Linked DNA regions of Homo sapiens: all the other regions are linked to region 3. The links are chromatin loops, found by intact Hi-C in ENCODE. Cell type or tissue: heart right ventricle. All regions are shown on one strand. Region 1 holds the start of GBX2 (gastrulation brain homeobox 2). Region 2 overlaps DRC11 (dynein regulatory complex subunit 11). Region 3 overlaps AGAP1 (ArfGAP with GTPase domain, ankyrin repeat and PH domain 1).

The links. Peaks named below come from ENCODE experiments on the same cell type or tissue, not always from the same donor. Only the 100,000 strongest peaks of a DNase experiment are listed, where the experiment ranks them.
Region 1: a loop joins it to region 3, with 4 times the contacts of the local background. A loop is called at or near these places in 50 of 110 quality-filtered maps.
Region 2: it touches region 3 in a loop (4-fold over the local background); 9 of 110 quality-filtered maps call a loop at or near these places.

What each region holds. Positions count from the first base shown.
Region 1 is chr2:236,164,107-236,172,106 of GRCh38, forward strand. It overlaps GBX2 (gastrulation brain homeobox 2), which reads right to left and starts at 4,280. Exons shown (of 2, transcript NM_001485.4): 1 at 3,343-4,280; 2 at 1,130-2,331. The coding sequence starts at 3,865. The coding sequence ends at 1,808. GBX2-AS1 (GBX2 and ASB18 antisense RNA 1) reads left to right here and starts at 3,336. Exons shown (of 2, transcript NR_186035.1): 1 at 3,336-3,563. LOC124906126 (a long non-coding RNA gene) reads left to right here and starts at 4,920. Exons shown (of 2, transcript XR_007088136.1): 1 at 4,920-5,278; 2 at 5,423-5,690. RefSeq lists enhancers at 1-296, 2,459-3,411. In heart right ventricle, a CTCF peak has its summit at 3,493 (motif pointing left); no DNase peak of the experiment used is centred here; H3K4me3 peaks cover 3,916 bases; H3K27me3 peaks cover 8,000 bases.
Region 2 is chr2:236,339,110-236,347,109 of GRCh38, forward strand. It overlaps DRC11 (dynein regulatory complex subunit 11), which reads right to left. Exons shown (of 19, transcript NM_024726.5): 16 at 5,448-5,534. All of the region lies in intron 1 of LOC105373945 (a long non-coding RNA gene), which reads left to right. Among named protein-coding and RNA genes, the nearest start is that of IQCA1-AS1, 48 kb to the right of the region's middle. RefSeq lists enhancers at 2,426-3,340, 3,341-4,255. In heart right ventricle, CTCF peaks have their summits at 4,641 (motif pointing right) and 4,841; DNase peaks (open chromatin) are centred at 2,672 and 4,612; H3K27ac peaks cover 4,338 bases.
Region 3 is chr2:235,776,064-235,784,063 of GRCh38, forward strand. The region is part of intron 6 of AGAP1 (ArfGAP with GTPase domain, ankyrin repeat and PH domain 1); the gene reads left to right. It overlaps LOC105373942 (a long non-coding RNA gene), which reads right to left. Exons shown (of 4, transcript XR_001739943.3): 2 at 7,251-7,427; 3 at 894-978. Among named protein-coding and RNA genes, the nearest start is that of TNRC17, 260 kb to the left of the region's middle. In heart right ventricle, a CTCF peak has its summit at 3,538 (motif pointing right); a DNase peak (open chromatin) is centred at 3,538.

The sequences.
Region 1 (8,000 bases), 390 kb after region 3:
GGTCTTGGTCCCCAGGCCCCTCCGCCGTGGGGAGGTGACGGCCTGTAAGTAGTAAAAATTAAGTCAATATTAGTACTAACCCATGGCGGGCCGCGCTTCCCCTTCTTCGGCTGAGAACCTCGCCGAGGGCCGAGCGCCGCTGCATCGCAGCGGCTCACCGGCCTCCCCTCCTTCCCCCACTCGAAAGGCTGAGGCTGGCGAAGCCCCGGCTTCTCTCGCGCTTCGGGCTGCTGGCTTGGTGGCACCACGCTCACACTCGCTGGCCCGCTGAACGCCCCTGGGCCTGTCCGCCGCAGTATCTGGCGGCGCGCTTCGGGGTCCGGCAGCGAGCGGACAGGGCTCTGAGCGCAGGGCCGGGGTTGGGACAGGAGTGGGCTTGGGGACCAGGCACGCCCCACCGAGATGGGGAGGCGCGCAGCTCCCCGTCCCTTGCAGACCGACTCCCAGCTCCCCTGCGTAGCCTCTCCCGTTTTCCCCCTTTGTGGTGCGGACTACCGGGGCGTCCTTGGGGTGGGGCGGTGCCCGGGTCCCGCCCCCTCGACCCCGCCCGGAGGGGGAGGTGCCGGGGCCGGGGGCGCTCCAGCCAGCCTCCGCCTCCGACTGAGGGCTGCCGGGAAGCCGGCTGGGCTCGCTGGGTTTTTGCTCCTGTCGCCAGATAACGCCCGGAGCCTGATTTATGGACCCTCCACTCTGCCGGCAGGCGAGCACCGCTTCTTTTCGGGCCGGAGATATTTGTAAAGGAAAGACGTTTCCTCCCTGGCTGTAGTCGATTTGGAGCATCAGGAGTTTGTGCAAAGCCACCAATACCCGCACTCGCTTGCCTCCTCCGGGCACCCACCTCCTCCTCTGGCCGAAGTTTGCCGGCCTACTAGGTATCGATTAGGCTGTGCAAAAGGGGGAGATAGATTTCTAAGGTGAGAATTAGGTTTTCTTAAATTCGTAATCCTATCGGCCCTCTTGCCCTCCTATTTTAAACCTGGCAAAGTGCTGGGTGGCTCAAGTCCAGGATGCCTAAGGAGACCTGTTTCAGGGGACGTTTCTCCAGTACTGGTCCCAGACCAGTTGCCCGGCCACACCCTGGCAGTGCCCGGGACGGTCAAATTCTGGACACACTTATGAGGCCCAGGGATTGGTCTTTTTCCCCCCCTCTCTCCTTTTTATTATTCACAAGACTGAAATTGTTTAAATGTCATAACTTATAAGAAAATAAGCTACATTGAAATAAATTAACACAACGGAGACGTGCTTCACATGGCTCAGATAGGATAGGCAACCCCAGGGGAAACCAAAGCCAGGCAAAAGCAAAGCAAAGCAAAGCGAATTTCCAGGCTGCCTAACAATGTCTGCTTTTCAGTCAACTCAAAAAGCCAGAACGCAAACCAAAATCAGTTTAAACCCCAGTGCTTGTTCTTGGGTTTCACGTTTACCTTTGGAAAAGTATGGAAAGGTGGCTGCTAACCGCGCAGATTACAGCAGAGGTTTTGTTTTCTTCTGGAATGAGTGGAGAAATTACTGGGTAATTAAGTCCTATAACTTTCAAAATACTGCAGCTGAGATCCAGTCTATAGAGATATTTATGTACAAAGTAGGATAGTATAATAAATATTTAGCGTGTCTTCTGGTGTGGCTGTAAGCCCCTTCAAAAGCAGTCTTTTAAGCCCATTTAGTGAATATATTCTCAATTTGCTTGGGATGGCCACAGCTGGGCTGTGACTTTGTTGCTTCAAACACAGTGGAGTCCACCATGGGTTCCCTCGGGTGCGGGGGCTTCTCCAGGTGGGTGCCAGGCCCTGGCCCTTCTGGACCCTCAGGGCCGGGCCTGTTCTAGCTGCTGATGCTGACTTCTGATAGCGAACCTGCTGACGTGGACAGGGATGGGGACGACGATCTTAGGGTTCCGGGAGGGCTCCCCTGTCTTGGAATTGGCATTGCCTGCCTTCACCCGTTTCCACTTGGCCCGTCGGTTCTGGAACCAGATTTTCACCTGCACCTCGCTGAGTTTGAGGGCGTGGGCGATCTGCGAGCGCTCGGTCAAGGAGAGGTACTTTTTGCAGTGGAACTCCTTCTCTAGCTCCAGCAGCTGCTCGCTGGTGAAGGCAGTCCGCCGCCGCCGGTTCTTGCCCGTAGACGTGGTGCTGCCCGCGGCGCCGCTGCTCGGCGGGGTCTCCTCCAGCGCGTGGCCCGGGTCTTCCTCCTTGTGAGCTGCCTGGCCAGTCAGATTGTCATCCGAGCTGTAGTCCACATCGCTCTCCAGCGAGAAGCTCTCCTCCTTGCCCTTCGGGTCGTCTTCCACCTTTGACTCGTCTTTCCCTTGCCCTCGGACAGCCCCGACTGAAAGCAAAACCAAACGGCATTTTATTACATTTCGCACACTGGCCTTCCTTTCTCCTTCCCACCGTCATTTGGACATTCCGCGCCCCCCGCCCCCCACCCTTTAGCGGATTGTCTTTCTATGACATTAACACATTGTGATTTCCTGGCCTTTGAGGGGTAGAGGAGGGGTGGGGGGAGCGTGAGAAAGCTCAAAGGAGAGGAGGCAGTACAGGCGACGGCCCTTTGCCCAGAACCATCACTCAAAGGGCCGCCATGCCTCCCCCGCACCCTCCCAGCCTCGGCAGCGTCAGGAGAAGTAGCAGGAGGCGCGAGGCCCAAGAGATTGCCCGCTTTGTCCCTGGGGTGGGGACTGGTTGAGGACTGATGGGGGGATTCACGATTCATCCTCCCCCCACCGCCACCATGAAAATGTAGTGAACCTCAATTGCTTCCTAACCGGAGTGGAGGCGTAGGGACGTGCAGATCCCAGACCATCTTTTTTGAGACAGACAACGTTGGTCAAAGGGATGTTTTGTGGCCTTATAAGTTCCCACCAGACACCCCCAACACAAACACACAGGCACAGCCTCCCAGCAGTCCGTTTCTCCCAGACAAGTAGCAAGACCAGCGAAGGGGTTTAAAAAGTCTGGGCGCCCCTGGGCACACGCACGGCTGAGACGCGCAGCCCAACCCGTCTCCCCTAGAGGCTGCAACCTACCCGGAACCCCAGGTCACCGCGGAGCGGCAGAGGCGGCCTCGGCCAAACGCATCGTCAGATAGATATGTGGCCCAGGGCAGCAGCTGGTCGCCGGGCGCTAAACGCCCCCCCTCCCGAGACCCCGCTTGTTGGGTGGCTCTGAATGTCCCCCGGAGGCCCAGCGGCACAGCCGGGCCTCATCCTCCAGCTCCTCCCGCGGGGGTCGAGCGGGGGCGCGGCCTCGCCCCCTTGGTCTCCCGCGGGAACCCGGCGCTGGCCCGCCCCCGCCTCCTCCCGCCCCCTCGTCCCGGCTGCGCGCGCCGCCGACTCACCGAGCGAAGCCTGCACCGTCTCGGCCGCGGAGAAGGCGAGCAGCGAGCCCTCTTTGGCCAGGAAGCCTTTGCCGTCCTCCGCGTCAGCCTGCAGCGCCTCCGCCTTGTCGAAGTTACCGCCGCCGGGCAGCGGCTGCGGCGCGAACTTGCGGGCCGCTGCCGCCTCCTGGTGCTGGGGCGACGCGGAGAAGCCGCCGGGGAGCGTGGCCATGAGCGTAGAGGTGAGCGCCATGCCCTGCGCCAGGCTGGAGCAGAAGCCTGTGGGCAGGCTGGGGATCTGGTGGTGAGGGTGTGCGGGCGGCAGCGCTGGCTGCAGCGCGGCCTGGGGCAGCGCGGGCGGCGGCGGCGGCGGCGGCGGCAGCACTACCGGCCGGTAGGGCATGAACATGGGGTAGCCGGTGTAGACGAAATGGCCGGGGCTGGGCTGCGGCGGGCTGCCGATCAGCGAGTCTATGCTGAAGGCGGTGCTACTCCCCAGCGGGCGCTGCATCATCATCAGCGACGGCGGGAACGCTGCGCTCATAGACGCGCTCGGTAGAGGCCAGCGAGAGGCGAAAAGTCCCCGCGCCGCGCCGCCGCCGGGAAGCCCGCCGGACGCCGGGAGCACCGCCGGGAGCGCCGGGCAGGGGCCGAGCGGGACCCGGAGAGCAGACGCCTCCGCCCCTCAGTCCTGGGCCCGCTGCATGCCGGGCGGGTGCAGGGGGTGTGCGGGGTGAGGCCGTGCGCCCCGGAGTGGAGAGGGCGCCCGGGCCCCGAGGGCTCGCCGGAGCCCCCGTCCGCCGCTTGCCCGTCGGAGCCCGCGCGCTTCGCGGGTTTGGCCCTCGGCCCCGGTAAGCTGCCGTCCGTCCGTCCGTCCCGCCGTCCGTCGCCTCCCGCGGGCCGCTGGGGAGCGCGCGAAGCCGGCGTACTTATCTCCGGCGGGCGCAGCCAGCACCTTTAAATCGCGCTCCTCTTTCTCATTCACATTTTGCCTGCCGCCTGGCCCGGCTCGCCTCACGTGGGGCTGGGCGCCTCTGGCCATTGGCTGAGCGGGGCGGGGGTGGGGCGAAAGCGGGGCCCCGCCCTTTCCACCCAAGCTGGCCTCGAGCGGGCTGCGGGCGCCACCGTCGGAGCGCGCGGGCCGGGGAGCCGGAGCCTGCATGCCTAGCCCGTGCCGCGCAAACTTGAGACGGGCGGATGGCACCTCCAAGGCTCGGACCTTGGGGCCCTGCAGCCTTGTCGAGGCCACCTCGAAGGGTAGCCTCCGGGGCCCGCACCCCCACGGCTGGGCCGGGGGCGCTTTATTTCTTTTACTGTATTTGCCATGGAACCAACCTGCCTGCGGCTCACTCCAGCGCTGGGTGCTCCGGCTGCGCCTGGGGTCCGGGCGAGGGTCCTGGAGTTGGGGGCAGGGTCCTGCCCCTCCGGAGCCACCCCCGGGGCGAAGGCTGGGAGCTGGCAGCGCCTGCCCGCCGCCAGAAACCCGCCGGGTTGCTCGCTGTAGGTCCGCGCACCGGGTGGGGCGGGGAGGCTGCTGCTTCCCCCATCCCGGGCTGGGCCCTCCCGTGAGCGATCCCGTCTCTCATTTTTCATGACATTCTTAATCATCGCACCTATTTACACACTTTGCCAGCGCGCACCAAAATAACAACCACGATAATTATGATAATAAAGAGAGTCCTTTATCTGCTCCATCCTCGGGGAGGAAGGGGGGAGTTGCTGTGCCTCCAGATTGTATAACGTGAGATTATCCTGATGAAAGCTTTATGATGTTTGCTCAAATAAAAGCTGCGTTTTGTAAATAGGCGCTAATTAAGCACGTTGCGAACGCAAGGAGTGCTCACCCTGGCGCCGCCGCCCGGTTTCCAGCGCGAGGACTCGAGGGCGCGCGGTTCCTCTTTGCTAACTGCAGGATGGAGCCGATCCCCTCAGGATGTTTCCCCTGTTCTCGACAACGGTAAAGACCCCCAAATTTGAAAGTAAGGGAATTTTGGGGTGGAGGGAAACTAGGGACGTACTTATCCCCTCTTCCATTTTCAAACAAAAAACTTTCAGCTCTTGTCTTCCCTTTAAAAATGGAATCACTTCTTGACAACGGCAGACCGTGCAGAGCGCACCAGCGCGAGCGGGGCTTCCTCGAGTCTCCAAGGCCCGGGCTTCAACTTCCCGGGTCTAGACGTCAGCCCTGAACCGCCAACAGCACCGGGTTGGGGAGAAGGAAAGAAGGGCATTGTTAGTTCGGTCATTAAAAATCAGCTCACGCCGAGGAGCTAGTGGTTGGGGAGTTGGCCCGTGTTGGACGTGTGTTATGTATCACTTACAAGCACATTTAATTGGGAGATAAAGATAAATCGATCTTTATGAATTTATCGACCCGATTCTTTGAAGCTCTTTTTTCGCGTTCTTCCTCTTTCTCTCGCTCTAGCCCCAAGGCCCCCCGGGGGACGTCTTAATCCCAGATCAGCTCCTCTGCCAGGAGTCCCGCCGGAGACCCACTGCCCACCCAGCAGACCTGGAGGAAAGAGGGGAGGGTGTGTCCTTGGCGCCCCGGGACGCTGGGAAAACTCGCTGGTCCGCCGCCAGCCCTCTCCTCCTCCTCGCCTCCTCCCTCCCTACCACCACCCGGACAAAGACGTCTCGATCGCGTTTCCCCACTCCAGGCCGCAGTAATAGATCGCTCCGGCAGCAGGCGGTTTGAAAGGAATTCATTAGGACGCTGCCTGGATTGCCTCCCCTGACTTCACGCCCAGACCCCGAGGTGGCTTAGGCAGTGTGAGGGGAAATGAATTCCCTTTGGGATCCATGGAGAAGGAGGTGTCTGTGGGATCTCCAGGCTCTATCCCTCCTTCTTCACTCCCAGAAAAGAAGAAAAAGAAAAAAAAAATCGAAGCCCAGGGCAAAAGGCTGATATCTTTATGAGCATAATAAATACTCCCCCTCATTATGAGATAGTTACAGTGACACAGCCTTGGGTGCCATTACCCTGTTTTTTGAATACTAAGAAACGCTCCATTCCTTCCTTGATTTACGTGGCTACAGCCGGGGCCCTTCCGGCTTGCCACTGACATGCCGGGGGAAGCTGTTATTCATTTTACCTAGGCAGGTTTGCCATGCACTTTGCTATTTCGCCGCAAAAATATTGTTCTAGGGACTTTTGTCGCCTGATTACCCTCTGAGAGGCAGGGATTCCTTTGATTATTTTGGTGATTATTCTACATTTAAAGTTCAGCAAGAAGATTTAGGTCCGTCGAATTATAGCTGCACTTGAAATAATTTGATGGCATGTTATTTGCATCCATAAATTGCCATAGCAAGTATTGACTGCAGGGGTTATAATACTAATCTTTTATTAGTGAGTTCAGATAATTCCCATCAATATGAATTTTATTTACTAGTGCCTTTTTCGCAAATGCAATGCAGTAATACTTTCTCATCTAATGCTTAGCTGCTTAGAAAACGACTGTTCGTGTCATAAAAGGATCCTTGTGTTTCGGCGTGATTAACAAGATGCATTCGGGGCACCTCAGCTACCTGCAAAGCGTTCAGAGCGTGGGGACTGCGGATAATAAAAGCCTTTAGAGTTTTTCCTCGGCTCCTCGGATAGATTTATGGACAGGAGCGATAGATGCATGGCTTATCCATCCTCCGGATTCCTACCTGCTTAGCTCGTAACAGCCTCAAACTGCAGAGTCCTCCGTGACTCAGCTCGGCCCAGTCTACGCGGGAAAATCACCGGGCACAGATGTTTGCAACTTGGTCCCCTCCCCCCTCCAATTAGGAAAAATGAAGGGCGCACCCGAAGGGAGAGCTGGGTCCTCCAACTCCAGTTAACTTCGTGAACTTCCCTCCCCTCTTCCCCCCTAGATGAAGATAGCTCAGCCCCTGGGCACTTCACTCGACAGGTGCTAGGCTAGTGTCAGGTTCAGATGATGCCACTTAAAACCTCAGACATTCCGAAAAAGTGATGGTAATTAAGTTGGCCCCTCGCTTCGGGGTTGTCCCAGGCTGCGCTTGCATGCAGATGTATGAAGGTTGAGGGTGAAATAGAAAACGCACAAGTAAATGAATATTCATGCAGCAAACTTGTGCTGGCCTGCCCAGCCCAGCCCAGCCCAATCCGGAGGAGGAAGCACCGCGAATGGCGCGCTTCGCTGCCGCCGCCAGAGTCGAGGTAACGGGTGGTCGTGGAGAGGGTACGGTGTGGCCACCCGTGGTCTCGGAGGACGCGGGGAATCCTGCGGGCCTCGAGGGTCTGGCGCTCCCGCCAGTCGCCCAGTCCTAGGCGACAGGCTGGTTTCTCGGGCAACCGAGTTGTTTTTATTTACAGGGATTTTGAGAAGCCCGATCGTTTGGTCATTGCCGCAGCTCTTGCTCCTGGCAATAGTTGGGAAATAACTTGGGATGGGTTTTATTTATGGAAGGGCAATTGGGATTCACACCCAGCTAACCCTGAACAGTCCCTCCCGAGCCCAGGACGCACTTACAAAGGGGCGCTTGTGTAAAATTCCCCATCAGACACACTAATTTGCAAGTAGCAGAAAGCATTGAAGCCTCATCTTTTTAAACATTTTATTCAGCTTTTTTTTTTTTTTAATCTGAAAGCCCAAAATAGACTCCATGTGGTTCTAAGTGAAGTCAGCCCTTGGCTGGCTTTGAAATAGCTCCTGCAATTATGTAAA
Region 2 (8,000 bases), 560 kb after region 3:
ACTTCCCAAGCACAGTCGAGGCCATTTTTGCTCCCATTTGGCTGACGGCTAATGATGTTCCTGCGTCTTTTCATGTGCTTATTGGTCATTTGTGTATCTTATTTGGAAAAATGTGTATTTAGATTGTTGGCCCACTTTAAAAGTTGGGTTATTTGTCTTTTTATTATTGAGTTGTAAGGGTTCTTTGTAGGTTCTATTAATAGATAGAAGTCCCTCAATATTACATGGTTTGCAAACATTTTCTTCTGTTCTGTGGGTTGTCTTTTCACTTTCTTGAGGATGTCCTTTGCAGCAAAAAAGTTTTTAATTTTGATGAGTTGCAATTTTCTTTTTGTGGCCTGTACTTTTGGTGTCATATCTAAGGAACAACTGCCTAATCTAAGGTCACAAAATTTATGCCTATATTTTCTTGTAAGAGTGTTCTAGTTTTAGCCCTTATTTTTAGGTCTTTGATACATTATCAGTTGATTTTTGTATATGGCGTGAGGTAAGGGTCCAACTCTTTCTTTTGCAGGCAGCAATTCAACAGTCCCAGCATTACTTGTTGAAAAGATTATTCTTTCTGAATTGAATTGTCTTTGCACCTTTGTCAAAACGAACTGTAATGTAAGGCTTTATTACTGGATTCCTGATTCTGATCCATTGATCTATGTCTCTTCTTAGGCAAGTCCACACTGTCTTGATTGTTGTAGCTTTGTGGTAAGTTGGAAAATGAAATTGGGACATGTGAGTCCCCCAACTTTATTTTTCTTTTGAAGAATGTTTTGGCTGGATCTCCTGAATTTCTGGATGAATTTTAGGATCAGTTACCAATTTCTGCAAATAAGCTGGCTGAGATTTCATGGGAATTGCATTGAATATGTAGGCCAATTTGGGAATTATTACCATCTTAACAAGATTAAGTCTTTCAACCAATGAATACAAATGTCTTTCCATTTATTTAGGCTTCCTTTAAATTTTTCAGCGTTTTTGTAGTTTTCAGAAAAGTCTTGCACTTCTTGTGTCAAAGAACTTTGTGAGAACAATTTCTTTTATTTTTGAGACAGAGTCTCACTGTGTCATCCAGGCTGCAGTGCAGTTGCACAATCTCTGCTCATTGCAATCACCACCTCCTGGGTTCAAGTGATTCTTGTGCCTCCTGAGTAGCTGGGATTACAGGTGTGCACCACCATGCCCGGCTAATTTTTGTATTTTTAATACAGACAAGGTTTGCCATGTTGGCCATGCTAGTCTCGAACTTCTGACCTTAAGTGATCTGCCCGCTTCGGCCTCCCAAAGTGCTGGGATTACAAGTGTGAGCCACCGTGCCTGGCCCTAAGAACTTTGTGAGAACAATTTCTATAGAGTGGTGGGGGTAGCAAGCCGATGGTGGTGGGTTGAGGGGTGAGTAGGGTGGTGAGAAGAGACTTGCCTTAAAGAACAAAGCAGGTGGTGGGAGTGACTGGGCATTTGGGGTGCACATGTGAGCTGCCCAAAGAACAGTGGAAGTAGGACTGATCTGACAGTCCTGGTGAGGCTGGAGACTGAGAATCCATGGGGGTAGAGACACACCTGCATGGTCTGAGCCCACCCTCAGCAACCCAGTTGCCATGGTGATGGCAGTGTGATCCCTGCCCTTTCTGAGGCAGGAGATGACACTGTTACCTTTCTGTCCTGAAATGGCAGGGACATTTGAAATGAATCAGCCTATCTGGATGACAAACGTTGATTCTGGGCAATGTCCAGAGTGACATCCTTGCTGATGGTGAGGTGCAGTCCCATGAACAGGGGACAGAAATTGGTGTGTCATTCAACTGGTAGTTCCCCTACACTCAGACCACCCCCATTCCAGTGCAGAGCCGTCTGTTATGCACGAGACCTGTGCACTCATCCATCATGCCAGCAAACCACCCCATGATCACCTGGCCACCTCCAAAACCGCCGCCCCTACCGCGGGGCCTGCCAGCCCCTCACAACTGTATTACTTTGGGCAATTTCAAATTAGTGGCTAGCATCCACGCAGCAATTTCAATTTGCTATTCTGCAGTTAGCTCCACAATACAACCGCCACAGCCAGCCCCAAGAAAGCAGCGATTCCTTGGCAGAGGCACTATCGTGATGTCAGGGAGGCGCTTGCTAGATGAAGTAACAAAGGGTAATGGGGCAGAAAATGCAGGAGCAGCCCGTGCGCCTCATTCTTTACCGCCTTCACCTCAGATACAAACAACTGACTGAGCGCACTCGAGGCGCAGGTGGGAGGAGACGCTACTCTCCTAGGAGGAGGAGAAAGGAGCGGGCCTGGTCCAGGCGTCTGCAGGGGGCAGGGGTGTGTTTGTAAAAGTGGCAGGGGTTGGAGTGGAGGTACTTGGAGTTTGGACTTTGCTGAAATTCTAGAGGTGTGAGGGGTTCTTTCAAAGATTGCTGAGGACAGTGTGAGGGGAACAGGAGTGTGTGCAGGAGGACAGAGAATTCCGGAGTAGGGCCCATTTGGTTCTAAGACAAGAGGGCCCCAAAGGCAGGTTTTGGGATGATGTTTGGAGTGGCCCCAGGGCTCAGAGGGCCGCAGGGATGCGGTGTGGTTTAGGTGCACCAGGAGGGCTGACCCAATGGGCAGAAGGCGAAGCTGGTGGTTTCCCCCCCATGTCTTCCAGCCTGTGCTGTGTGTGGTGGGGAGAAGGCCCCATTCTGGCAACCTTGTTTCTGAATCCCAGCATGACCCGAGAGCAGCTGTGCGCCTTCTGGGAGCCTTTGTTCTCTTTTGTGTCACAGGGAAAACAATGCCTTCCTCTCAGGGTTGCCGGGAGTTTCCCTGACATATGTATTGTGCTTGGGAAAGAGGAGGTATTCAACTGATGTCCCCCACCGCCACCGGGGTCCTCCTTTTCCTGTCCGCAACAGTGTCCCTGCGCCCGGGAAGTTTGGCTTCCATGCTCGGGTGGCGTCACTGATCTTCGCCATGCCCCAATCCCCGGGTGAGCTTCCTGCCTCTTATTGCGGGAGGGGCCTCACCCAAAGGCAGAGGGGCCGGAGGGTGCATTCAGTCACTGGATTTTCAAGGGGATTTCCCGGAGTCCCTCAACCCCAGGGCAAGGTCGGCCCTGCTGCCTGTATGGCACCCGTAGCTGGTGGAGTGCCAGCCTCCTGGATGTTCTTCTCTGTGCCTCTGTGCCCTTGGGATCAGGGCAGCCTTTGGGACAGAGGCCGGGGCAGGTGGGAGGAAGGACTAGGCTCCCTAGGTGGCTGAGTGATGCAATGAGGAGCAGGTTACGATGCCTCCTGGGCTCCTCTCACCTGTGGATGCCTCTGCTGCCCTTGGCTTTTGGTCACCTTCAGAATGTGGACGTCCAATGCTCATGGCCACCTGGGGCCCTGGTGGCAGAGGATCTTGGGTGAGACACAGAGTCTCAGAGGCTGGGAAGGACAGCAGGACTGGCCCAGTCATGGCTCTGGAGACGCAGGAAGGCAGCAGGAACTCTGCAGCCCTGCTCCCTGAGGGGCAGGCCCCGCAATGCCATCACTGCACGGTGCAGGCCGAGTGGAGCTGGAGTTCCGTGTAGAGCTGGGCATGCACACGCAATGGTTTCCTCCCCCGCTCCTCTCCTGCTGCAGCATTGGAGCTGGGGGTGGAAATACTGGGGGTGGGAGGTGGAGGATGGCATTCATGCCTCTTGCAGCTCTGAGTCTGGGGTGGCTCAGGTCCCCTCGCCGGCCTTGCAGATGCTCAGGAAGCCAGGGTGCCCTTTGGCTTGCAGTCCCCTAGGACTTATCCCAGGGTGTGACTCCTGGTCCTCAGTGCAGTTGACCTCCCCAACACACGACGGACTCCTCTAATGGGAAGTGAACAGAGAAAACGTCCAGTTCATCCACAGCAAAGACCATGCCTCCAGTGGCCTTCATTTCCTACAGGGACAAAGCTAGGCATGGGCAGGGTTTGCGGGAATCGGGGATGGTGCTGAGAGGTTCGCTCTGTGTCAGGAGCACAAGGGCTGATTCAAGGCAGGGTTCCGCAGGCTCGGCTGCTTCTTCACGGCTTTCAGCTCCCTCCTCAGCGCGCCTCCTTCCCCTCACATCCACTCCCTTTATGCGAGGGTGTCTACAGGGTATATTTCATTCCCTGCCTCCAGCTTTCTCTCAGAGGCCCCCTCTCAGCGCTCCTTCCCCAGTGCTCCTCTGGCTCTCTCAGGAGGAACATTCCCGTTCCCCTTGCTCTCCCAGACTCAGATGTGCAGTGAGCAGGCAGCCGCAAGCACTGATGGCAAGCCCAGGGCACTGTGGGAGAATGCAGGGGGCTGCATGAACTCAGAGGCCGTGCGGGCTGAAATGCTTTCATTTAATAGTAAAGGAAGCGGAGGCTCAGAGAGGTTAAGTTACTTGTTTAAGGACACACAGCCAGCTGTGTGAATGCTGTTCACTGCTGGCCTGAGTTCCAGGCCAGTGTCTTCCACTCCCCAGGCTTATGTCTGGTGGGAGAGGGAGTAGCCCCTGCCCATGAATGAGCCAGGTTTCTGATAACTCCAGGTGTGTGACACGTGAGACGAAACACTGCCCTGCATTTCTCTTAGACGTGGGACCTGGTGGAGAACCCGGTCATTCCTGCCATCCATTTTGCATACCTACTTGTGGACCTTTTCAAGTTTTTCTGCAATGCAGCAACTTCGCCAGCAGAGGGAGTGAACTACAAGAGTCCCAGATTAAATAATAAATGAGTTCTCTGAAGACTTTCTGAAATGACAGGGCAATCAAGGCTCATTTGGGGAAGAAAAGATTGAGCTTCCACTCTTTATCCAAATCATCTCTACCTGCGAAAAGTGATGTATAATACATAAGGATCAAAAGTGATTAAAATCCTTATGAATTTAATCAGAAATTCACAGTTAACCACTATTTGCTTTGGTGCAAATTGATGTGGAATAACAATCTCGTGTATCTGCACATTTTTTTTAACTTGTGGGAAATTTGCTGGTGATTTGTGGGGGGAAGTGGTGGAGGAGGGGGACCATTGAAAGGAGAGAAAAGAAGGAAGGAAGCAATTGAAAAAGGACTCCCTGGAGGCCCGAATGTGGTGCACTTAGCAGTTCTGCTGAGGGTCTTTGTTCATCAATTGTGGGCCTTTTGCTATTTATTATGATGAACAATAGGAAATCCTAATAATAACTCCTATGTGTGCCATTTGCTTTAACTGAGCAGAGTTCTCTAAATTGTTTCTTACCTCTGAATCGTATGTTTGGGTGGAAAATCCCTCTCCCCTTTCTTCCACACTTTCTTTCCTTCTAAACTATGTCTCATAAAGTCAGACCACAGAACCCTTTCAAATACAGTTAGGGCAGACAGAGACCACTACAGAGAGCCCCAGTGTTTCCTTCCTCGCTTGAAAAGGCAAGACCTTCTCAAAAAGTAGAGGTAGGCCTTGGTAAGGGCCTCCTTTGGAGGAAAGAAAAGGCAAAAGTAAGGCATGAGAAAGTCCTCACCATCTTTTCTGCGTTGGGAACTTTTTTGTAGAAGGTTTTTTCTGTGTCTTCAATCCACACCACGGAGGGCTGGAGCTGTCGAGCCACCTGCAGAGGAAAAGGCAGGGCCCTGGTTGTAAATGCACTTCCCTCTCAGGTGTGCAGAGCCCTGGTTGTAAATGCGCTTCCTTCTGGGGTGTGCAGAGCCCTGGTTGTAACTGTGCTTCCCTCTGGGGTGTGCAGAGCCCTGGCTGTGAACGTGCTTCCCTCTGGGGTGTGCAGAGCCCTGGTTGTAAATGCGCTTCCCTCTCAGGTGTGCAGAGCCCTGGTTATAAACGTGCTTCCCTCTGGGGTGTGCAGAGCCCTGGTTGTAAACGTGCTTCTCTCTGGGGTGTGCAGAGCCCTGGTTGTAAATGTGCTTCCCTCTGGGGTGTGCAGAGCCCTGGTTGTAAATGCGCTTCCCTCTGGGGTGTGCAGAGCCCTGGTTGTAAATGTGCTTCCCTCTGGGGTGTGCAGAGCCCTGGCTGTGAACGTGCTTCCCTCTGGGGTGTGCAGAGCCCTGGTTGTAAACGTGCTTCCCTCTGGGGTGTGCAGAGCCCTGGTTGTAAATGCGCTTCCCTCTGGGGTGTGCAGAGCCCTGGCTGTAAACGCGCTTCCCTCTCAGGTGTGCACCTGCTCTCCCCGTGCGGCTCATCAGCTCTGCTGCACAGGCACAGAAATGTGTTCTGCAGCTACAACCTGCCCCACCACGTCCCTTCCTTCACAGCAGGACAAGTCCCCACCCCCCCCAACCGCTCCTCTGTCAGTCCTGTTCTGACAGGCAGGACAAGCTTGAGGACAAACATTCTGCTCTAGGACCTCAACATCCTCTCAGTTTGGCTTGAAAGAAACCCACAGTTTTCTGCTGAAAATGAATGGAGAACTGGGCCACGAGTTTTAATTACCGCCTCTGGCCGTTCCCGGGTTTATTCAAGTTTGCTTACCATGAGAAAAACCGTTTCAGCACTCGGGCCCCCACGAGGCTATTTGTTCATCTCTGTTTGGCTGTGCCTTTGTGGCCTAGGCTCCCCCTGAAAGGTGGCTCCGAGCCCCTCTGGACAAGCAGGGCCTCGCGACAGAGCTGGGATGGGACTTACCCTGGGCCCATGAATAATTGCTGTACACCTAACAATCTCTTCAAAGCACCCCTGTGATAGCGAAGTTCAGGTATTTTTGCAACAATTTGTGCTTTGTGCGAAATTGTGACAGATAAAAGCCATGGTGAATACAGCGTTATGTACTCCTATTTTTATATTTCTTAAAACATCATTAAGGCAGCAGGCATGATTTTAAACCAAGACAGTCATTCAGTGAGTGATGGAAAAATCGCTAGGGACACTCTACTGTGTCTGCCTCCCTGTCATTATGTACGAAGTGGCAAGTCAGGGCTATAAAGCAGATTATGCGCCTTCAAAGGCAGAAGTGGGCACTGATTGAACTGGATCCTTGCGCTGGCCCAACGCCTGGGCCGGCTGCATTCCCAGGCCCCAACACACACGGACATTCAGAGAGAAAAGAGTGCCAGCCAAGCACCATTTGATAGGTATTTTGCAGACCCAGAGTCACAGAATTTAGGAACTCAGAATCCCAAATTTTAATCGTGATCCCTGAGCCAGTGTGGTGTGATAACTGCAGTGAATGAGTTGGCAGACATGTGCCAGGCATCAGCCACCTATGTTGTGCCCAGCATCACACATGGTCAGAGCCAGCACACACCTGGCGCTGCCTCCTCCTGGAGGCCTTAGCACATGTGGAATAAACTGCTCATCTCATCTGAACCCTATGAAGCAGATAACAATGAACCATTGTTATCATCCCTGTTTGCAGACAAGGAAACTGAGGCTTGCAGACATTAATTGATGGCCCTGGTCATACAGGTCCAGTGTGGCAGAAGCAGGACTGGAGGCCAGGCTGGGGGCTACAATCTGTGCTGGCAGCTGAGGCAGCCTATGCGGGTTCCCTCATCTACTCTCACCACGAGCGTGAGGGGCCAGCCCTAGGACCTCTGCTTCGGAGCTGAGAACTGAGACGAGTAGGTGGTTATGTTACAGTGGGGAGCTAGTCGGGCATGAGCAGGGCAGGAGAAGGCTCCTTCCAATACATACACACACCAAGAATGTCAGGTGACCATCCCATGATGGGCAGGTGGTTGTTTTCTGTATTTCTATAATAATCATTGGTCACAGCCAGCACTAGCGAAAGGCAGTCTCCCAATAAACAGAAACACCGGAAGTGGGTGATCAGCAGCTTCCCAATAAGATCTCAGGGGTTGGGCGAGTGGGTTCAACCATGTGCATTAAGAGGCAAAACGGTGGAATTTAACTGGCCTATGACCTTCTAGGGACATTCGACTGGTAAGGGAGGAGCATCTCAAGTGAGCATGCGCACAACTCCAGTGAACACACTGTGCATGCATGCTCCCTCCCAAGTGCTGGCAGGCCACTGTGCATGCGGACAGCCCACCCCAAGGGAAGAATCAGGAGAGAAGGGACGCAAGACCCCAGAAGCATGCTAACATAGAAAACCCAGGCTGGA
Region 3 (8,000 bases):
TTTGGTTTTGAATATATATTAGATGCGTGACCCTCCCTCTTAAGAACTGATTTTGCTTTGAGAAGATCTACAAGGGCCAAAAGTGGACCTGTTTCAAAATTCTGGTCACAGTGTCTAGGATGTGGTGAATTCTCCATCAGTGTGGCTTAATGAATGAGAGTGACAAGGGAGGAGGGTGGGGCTCCAAGGCCTCGCAGGGGTGGTCAGGACTGGTGTTGCCTCCTCCCTCAGCCTCTCTCCCCCTACCTACTGCCCATTCGGAAGTCCAGGCCTCCTCCTCAGTCACTGAGACTGCTTTGTCAGCCTCCTGCTTCTGTATCCAGGCAGATGACCCCACACTGAATCTTTGCTGTGCTGGCCTCTGCTCTTGCCTGTGACAGAGCTCAGATAGGATTCTTTCCTGTTCGAAAGCCTTTGATGCCTCCCTAGCACCTACCATAGTGGTTTCCAAACTTGTTTTTGGCTGTGAACCCCTCTTGTCGAGGGTCTCCTAAGTTGAAGGCCAGTGTGTAAGGCAGTGGGCAGTGCAGGGCGCCAGTATTTCCGCCCTCTGAATGTGGCACCACCTGTCCCAGTGGGCGTCACTCGCTCATGAGCAGCTATTCCCAGAGAGCCTCCTGTGTTGCAGGTGCTATGCCCTGCAGGGAGCGGAGGGCCCTCCCCCTTCCCCTTGCACACCTTGTACTCCAGGCACTGCAAGCTCGCACCCTTTCCTTAGCCTCAAAGCCTTGCTCTGAGCGAAAACCTGCCCGTCCCTCAGGCATCGGCACCAACTCGGAGCCCCTTTTCCAAAATCTCGAGGCTCTCCTAGCCCTTTCTTGGCTGCAACCTCTCTGGCTTTTCCGCCAAACTGGAATCAGCCTCGGAGCAGGAAAAGCTGGGGCCGTGCTCACCTTTGCTTCCCTTTGCTGAGTACATGGTGAGTTCCCAGCACGTTTTATCATGTGAGCGTCTGCTCTTGAGAGGCCAGGCTGGATCCTGCAGAGAAACGAGGAAGTATTAGACAGAAGTGATGCTGGGCGCGGTGGCTCATGCCTGTAATTCCAGCACTTTGAGAGGCCAAGGCGGGTGGATCACGAGGTCAGGAGATCGAGACCATCCTGGCTAACACAGTGAAACCCTGTCTCTACTAAAAATACAAAAAATTAGCCAGGCGTGCGCCTGTAATCCCAGCTACTCGGGAGTCTGAGGCAGGAGAATCACTTGAGCCTGGGAGGCGGAGGTTGCAGTGAGCCGAGATTGCGCCACTGCACTTCAGCCTGGGTGACAGAGCGAGACTCTGTCTCAAAAAAAAAGACAAAAGTGATTTCCTGAGCTGCTCCGAGCTGGAGACAGAACCAGCAGACATGGGACAGAAGAAGAATTACAGGTGTGAAGCGCCCGTGTGGGGCTGATTCCCACCTGCCTCCTCGTTATCAGCAGGCAGCCTTGCGTCTGCCTCTGGGAGCAGAAACCGTTGTTTCACCAGCAAATTACGCTGGCTGTACTCGCCATGTCCTGTTGCCATAGAGGACGAGTCACAGCTGTCTCACCTGCACCCCTCCAATCGCCTTCTCAGAATCCGACGCTGGTCCTAAGTGCCTTCAGCTGTCACCTGAGCACGTTCAAGCCTCCTGCCCAGCACCTTCCTAGAGCACCGCCATTGGCATAAGGACTAGGTAGGCAGATGTCCTGATAAAGGTGCACGCTCAAGTGTTTGAGACGTTAACGAATGATGGCTGTGATGTAATTGACTCAGTTGACACATACAGAGATAGAACAAATATGGCAAAGGACTTGTATTTATTGGATATTAGTGGGTTTATGGGGTTTATCTGTTGTATGTTACATTTTCTGTACCTTTGAAATGTTTGTAGTGGTTGGAAGGAGGGGACTTCCTTGGCCCCTCCTGGCTCTGCCCTGAGCCCGCTGCCCTCACCCTCTGCCTCAGACCTGGGCGATCTCATATCTGTGTGTTTCACCGAGGCACTCACATTTCTGGCCACTGAGACCCTTTCTCTGAGCTTGAGACTTAAATATCAGCTGTGTCCTTGACATCACACCTGGGCCCCAGCTGGGTGGCCCCTCTGTCCCTGGCTCAGGTTAGACCCCTGGGCCACTCTGACTCCCCTCCCTTCCTCCCTGTGGCTGCTTGAGCACCAGGTTGTATTGGTTCATGTACCTTGTACGACCCTTGCCATCAGAGCCCTGGCCCCAGCCACCATCGCCCCGCCTGGGTTTCCTTCTGCACTTTCCACTTTGGGTATCCACCCATTTCCCCCAGTTCTTTGACCAGTGCAGCCAGCAGGGAATTTTATTTCACGTCTAATCAGACAGCATCTCTTTAGTGTCTTTCTCAGACCACCACTGTGCTGTGGGTCCTGAGAGCCAGAAGGTTCTTCGAGGTTCTTAAGAGTCCCTGTCCTCATGCTTCCTGCTCCGTGCTCTTCCTCCTGCCCCAGGCCCCTCACTCACTCGCTCCTTATCTGTGAGCATAGAGCTCCAGCTTCTGGCTTCCCAGGGAGTGTTTCTTCCCCCTCTCCTCCCTAGTTCAGTTCTGAGGTCGGAATTCCCGGCTACCATGTGGCTCCCCTGACTGGAGACGCAGTGCCAGGGTCCTCATCTGGGAAACTGGTGATGATAGAGGTCCTGCCAGTGCTTGGAGCAGGGCCCCACACAAGGTAGGACTCAGCATGGCCTGGAGATGACGGTGGCCTCTGATGGCTGTGTTCTTGGTCTAGACTGTAAACCCCATGGGATCAGGAACAACCACATCTAGACCCTCATATTAGGGATGCCAGCCCGGGCACCACATCTTTGTCACCTGCATCTCTGTGGCCTCTCCAGCCCCGTGGCAGTCCTCACTGCAGGAGGCTGGCACCCTCTCTGTGCCTCACATGGATCAACTGACTTCCCTCACCAACCCCAAGAAGCATATCCTGTGTGTATGTTTTACAGATAAGGAAACTGAGCCACAAAAGGGCCAGGTAACTTGGTAAAGATCATGCAGGTCATAAATTGCCTCACTGAGCTGGGAACCCAGGCAGTCAGCTTCGGCGCTCCCCACCCCTGTTAGGCAACCTATGAACATTTACCAAGAACACAGACTCATCTGCAAGGAAGCCTCAGTAACTTGATGAGGAGCAGCTAGAAGACTCGAGGGAGAAAAATCCTTGTAGACACATCAGTGGATTCAGGTGACTTGTGTTATTTTTAAAATACAGCCTCGCCAAGATACAATTCACACAGTCTCCAACCTAACGATTTAGCTCTGCTTTTAAGACTGTGTTGGGTTTGACTTTTTTTGAGGGGCCTCGGCCACTCTTGGGTTGTTTGTAATCTAAAAATAATTGGGGATGAATATTGGTTACATTTCATCCCGTAGGACCTTAGTCTGTCTGGTCACCACTTACCCCTCCAGGCTCTTCGAATGCCATATTTGGCTATGTGAGAATTTGTCAGAGCTCAGCTCAGCACTCAGAACCCGCTGGCTCTCCGGGTTCTGCCCTTCAGCTCTGCGAGTCCAGAGCCCAAGCTGCTCCTTGGAAAAGCGGAGGCCACTAGATGGCAGTACCGCCCTGGCTAGAGGTGCCCTTGGGGCTGAGGCTCAGACATCCCTGCCCCTGGTTTCCTTCAGGTGAGATCATCAGTAACCTACAGGCTTTGCAGACTGAAGGTGAAAACCAGTTAATGTGCTACATCCATTTTAATTTGAAAGATACAATGAATTAAATTAGGCATAAAGTGAATGTGATAGGAAACTGGAAGCTCATGGCTGAAGCCTGGACCGCTGTCAGAACTGTGCAGCCTAAAGCCGGGACCCCTGGTAGCTGCTTTGTAAAGGGCAGCAGCAGCAAAATCCTCACCACTCGTGCTTGGAATGTACGCTGCAAAGTTTGTACTTAACAGCAAATGGCATAAATAGCCTCTATTCCATTAAAGAATTGGACTGCACAATCTCCTTAGAGAAAATTTGATGAAGCGGTTCATGCAAGACCTGGAGTGATGGTATCACCACGTTAGCCTAAAAGAGTGTTTGAAATAGGAGGTGACATTCCTGGGGGGGGCTGCCCCTCCCACCTCCACCCCTACCTCCTGTTTTCACCATTTCTTGATACAGTGGTGCCTAATTTTATTTCAAGAAGAAGATAGTTTGTTGCTTTTTTTCTTTTTTTACAGCTTTAAAAAATAAGTTGAGGAATTTAGGTTTAAGAAAATTAATAGCTACAGGTAACTGCAAAAGATATCATTGGCAGATGCAGCAAAATATATATATATGTATTTCCACAGAAAATTGGATTCTGCCCATAAAACTTAGTAATACTAATAAAGACAGGTCATTACCAGTTTTAAGCCAAGTAAGCAAACTCAAAGAGATCTTCTGTCAGTGTGATTCTTGGTGGTTTTTTATTTTTTTGGAGAAGTGTAAATCAGCTTTAGTGCAGCAAGCACACCACAGATTTGCTGAAATCATTCCTGCCCCTTCTGACGGTGGGTAGAGTTGCTCGGCCAAGTAATTTACAGTGCTGTGGCAAGGTATGTTTATATTTAAGCTGTGCAACGGTGTAGCTAATGAGAAAGATAAGAAATTTATAGTCCTTGGTGATTGATAGGATTACTGCCTAGGCATTAATTGAAATCTGAGGGATCACAGCTGTGGGTTTAAGTTGGGGGAAAAATTACTTCAAGTAAAGGAAAACTTTTAGATTTGCTTCTGAACATTTTGAAGATAGTTCTCCCGCTGACAGTCTGGTTGGTGGTAGAAACAGTTGATCCTGGCCGAGGCTGGGGTAATTATACTGAGATAATGATGGTATCTGCTGTGTAGCCTCTTCAAGGTAGGTGGTTTATAAGTGTGGGAAAAAAAATTAAATACTGTGGGGTTTTTAAATGGCTTTAAAATTTTACATGTATAAGAATAAAATTCTCTGCAGCCACTCTTTGCTAAATATTCTCTGGACAATTATTTAAGACATTTTAAAAAAAGAAACCCAAACTAATAATGACAGAGGCAAACCTGTGATATTAGTCATTGCCTTAAAATTTCCACTGATTATATTTAATCTGGGTATGTCTAAAGTAATCTTACAGACCTTTCCCTACCTGTCATTTTTTAAATGTACCATTCTTGTTGAAGCTCAGTCTTGTGAAAATGTCTAAATTTTCCCATTAAGTGCTTAAAAAGTAATAAAACTAAAGTCATTAGACTTCACTCATCAGAGCTATATTGGGAGAAATATTCTTTGGTGCAATAAATCTGTCCAGGGGTTCGACATTCATATCCCTTGGATTCATTCCCTGGAAATGGACGTTTGAAGGTAAATTGCTTAAGTAGGGCAGTTTAAATTTTTAATACAATCTTATTGTAACTGTTATCACATGATTAAAGTGCAAAGGGGCCTTAGATGTTTTGTAAGATTTATAATAAATGCTCTATGATGCCTTTTCTGTGCTGAATTATGGATGTTATGACAGTTAAATGCTTATAAAGGCCAGAAAGGCACAAATGAAGAGTTGGGTCTTTATTGGAGACTAAATCACACTTATTGAATGCAGACAGTTTTTCACTGGACACGTGTTCATTCCTAGATTCACAGTCTCGGAGGCACCTAGAAGCCTTCGTAAGCCAAACAGTATCCAGTGCCTCTCTTTTCTAATGCAGTGGGCTCTGGAAGGGTAAGGCCTGAGCCAATGGAAGCTGTTTTGAAAAATACCCAAATAGCAAATTATTGTTCCCATCACCAGTTGGCTTTTTTGGGGGGAGGAGGGACTTTTTTTTTTATGTAAATAATCTCATCAGAGGCCTGATTCTCTAATGGATGCCGCTAGTGTATACGGAGTTTCCGCATTCCTTTTGTAGAATCAAGGAAGCTTGAAGCTACGTCTTCATGCATCATGGGAGCTGTGATGCCCTTTAACTTTCTAGACCCAGTGACACAATGTGGTTCCTTTCATGTTCACTGTTTGGCCATAGTTGATTGGAATTGTTGTTTTAAGGCCTAGTTTAACTGGACAGCAGGACTAACTCTTCATTTCAGAAGGAAGGCCTGCAGCCCAGGAGATGGAGCTGGGCAGGTGCCCTCCTCACGAGAGGCTACAGGCCAGACGCAGGGCACCAAGAGCATGGCATTTGATTCAAAGCCATGGTTGAGTGGATTTTCAATCTATTTGAAGGATAACTTTGGCTACTATATAGTATTTACACTCCTGCCCATTTTTTTTTTTTGTATTTTTTCCATCAAAAGAGAAATCTGTTTTGAAAACAGAGGTAATGTCTTTACCATCTTTCTCATGTATATTATTTTTTGGAGGAAGGAAATAGCCAGTTTTCTATACTTTGACAATGTCACCATTTGCCATCTAAAATTTCACAAGCTGTAATTTGCCTTTTACTTACATATCTCATCCACAGATGTATTTGAGTGTCCACAGTGAAATGGTTGCATTACTTTCAGATTACTTCCTTTAATTCTTTAGATGGGTGCTAATGGTTTGGGTTATTAACTGGCACAGATCTGAGTTCTTTTTGTCTATGCTTGTTGTTTTTTTCCCCCTTCAAAATGAATTTGCAAAAGCATCACTAGAAAAGCTTATGTGTAAACATTTATGCTAGTAATAGATAAAAGGTGCTGTGTAGCAGTACCAGTGGGAGAACGCTGAAGCCCAGAAGGAAAGTCTACCTTCTTTGGAATAACTGAATAGGAGTCCCAGTCACCTATTCCCACTTTCTCTTTAACTATCACCCTTGGATGGTATTGAGGAAACCGTATTGCATGCCTAATTTTCACAGCGTTCAGTATTAAGGTAAACCTACTGATTGTGTTTAAGTTGAAGTATACCTTTTCCAAGTAGCTGTGTAACTGGCAGTGACAGAATAGGTGTTGTATGGGAGGCAGCATTTTCAGCTGTAAGTGCAATAAATTGTGGTTTGTTTATTTTAGTTTTTAACCTTTTAGACTACTTTGTGATCGGCAGGAGATTGTGTGTGTGTGTGTGTGTGTGTGTGTGTCTAGGTTGCAGAGTGAGGATCTGGTCAGTGATTGACACTTGTTTTCAAAGTGTTCACCATGAATTTTTTTTCTTAAATACCATTTTTCTCAGTGAGCTTTGAACCATGATGTCACCAAAGACAAAGTGTTTCTCAGGCTTTTCTTAGTGAAAGATACTTTCCTAAGGTAGTTTATAGCAAGATTTGGGGATTAAAAAAAAGAGTTGAATTTATGGCCTGAAGAGTCATTATAACCTTTTACCTATAGCTAACATTTACATACCTCAGGTCAAATAAATTTAGATGTATGCTTAATGTTCTAAAAGCTCTTTGTTCCTTGCTCATCCTTGGCCGGACCAGAGAAGTTATTGATAATCAGGTGTTGCTTTCTTTGTGGTAGGACATCACCATGTTCTCATAGAGTCCTGTTAGGAAGCAGAGGACGGACTGCTGTGTGTCACTGTGGAGAGAAAAAGACCTTGTGACGTCCCTGTCATCACAGGATTCTAGTATCTTGTTATGCCAGAGATGTGGTTTGAAAACTTGTTTTTATGGACGTACCCACAAAACATTATGCTCTGTGGAAAGAGGCACGCACAGAAAAGAATGATTCCATTTATATGAAGTTCTACAACGGGCAAACTGATTGGTGATGAAAGAAATCGGAAGAATGGTTGCCAGGAAGTGAGAAGGAGGGATTGGTTGGGGTTGGGGGTGGCCCAGAGGAACTCCTCAGGGGGATATTTTCATCGTGGCTTGGGTTACACGGCATCTGTCAACATTCATGGACCGGTACAACTAAGATGTTTTGCATTTCACAGTATGTACATTTAATCTCAAAAAAAGAACCTAATAGTTAATCACGTGCATGTTGAAATGTGTGGGAGTGAACTGATGCCTGCACCGTAGTTGAATTGCATCAGAAAATGAAATGGACGGACGGACGGACGGATGGACGGACGGATGGATGGGTGGATAGATATATAATAAAGCAAGTATGTAGCAACATGTTACAATTATAAAATGTAGCCGG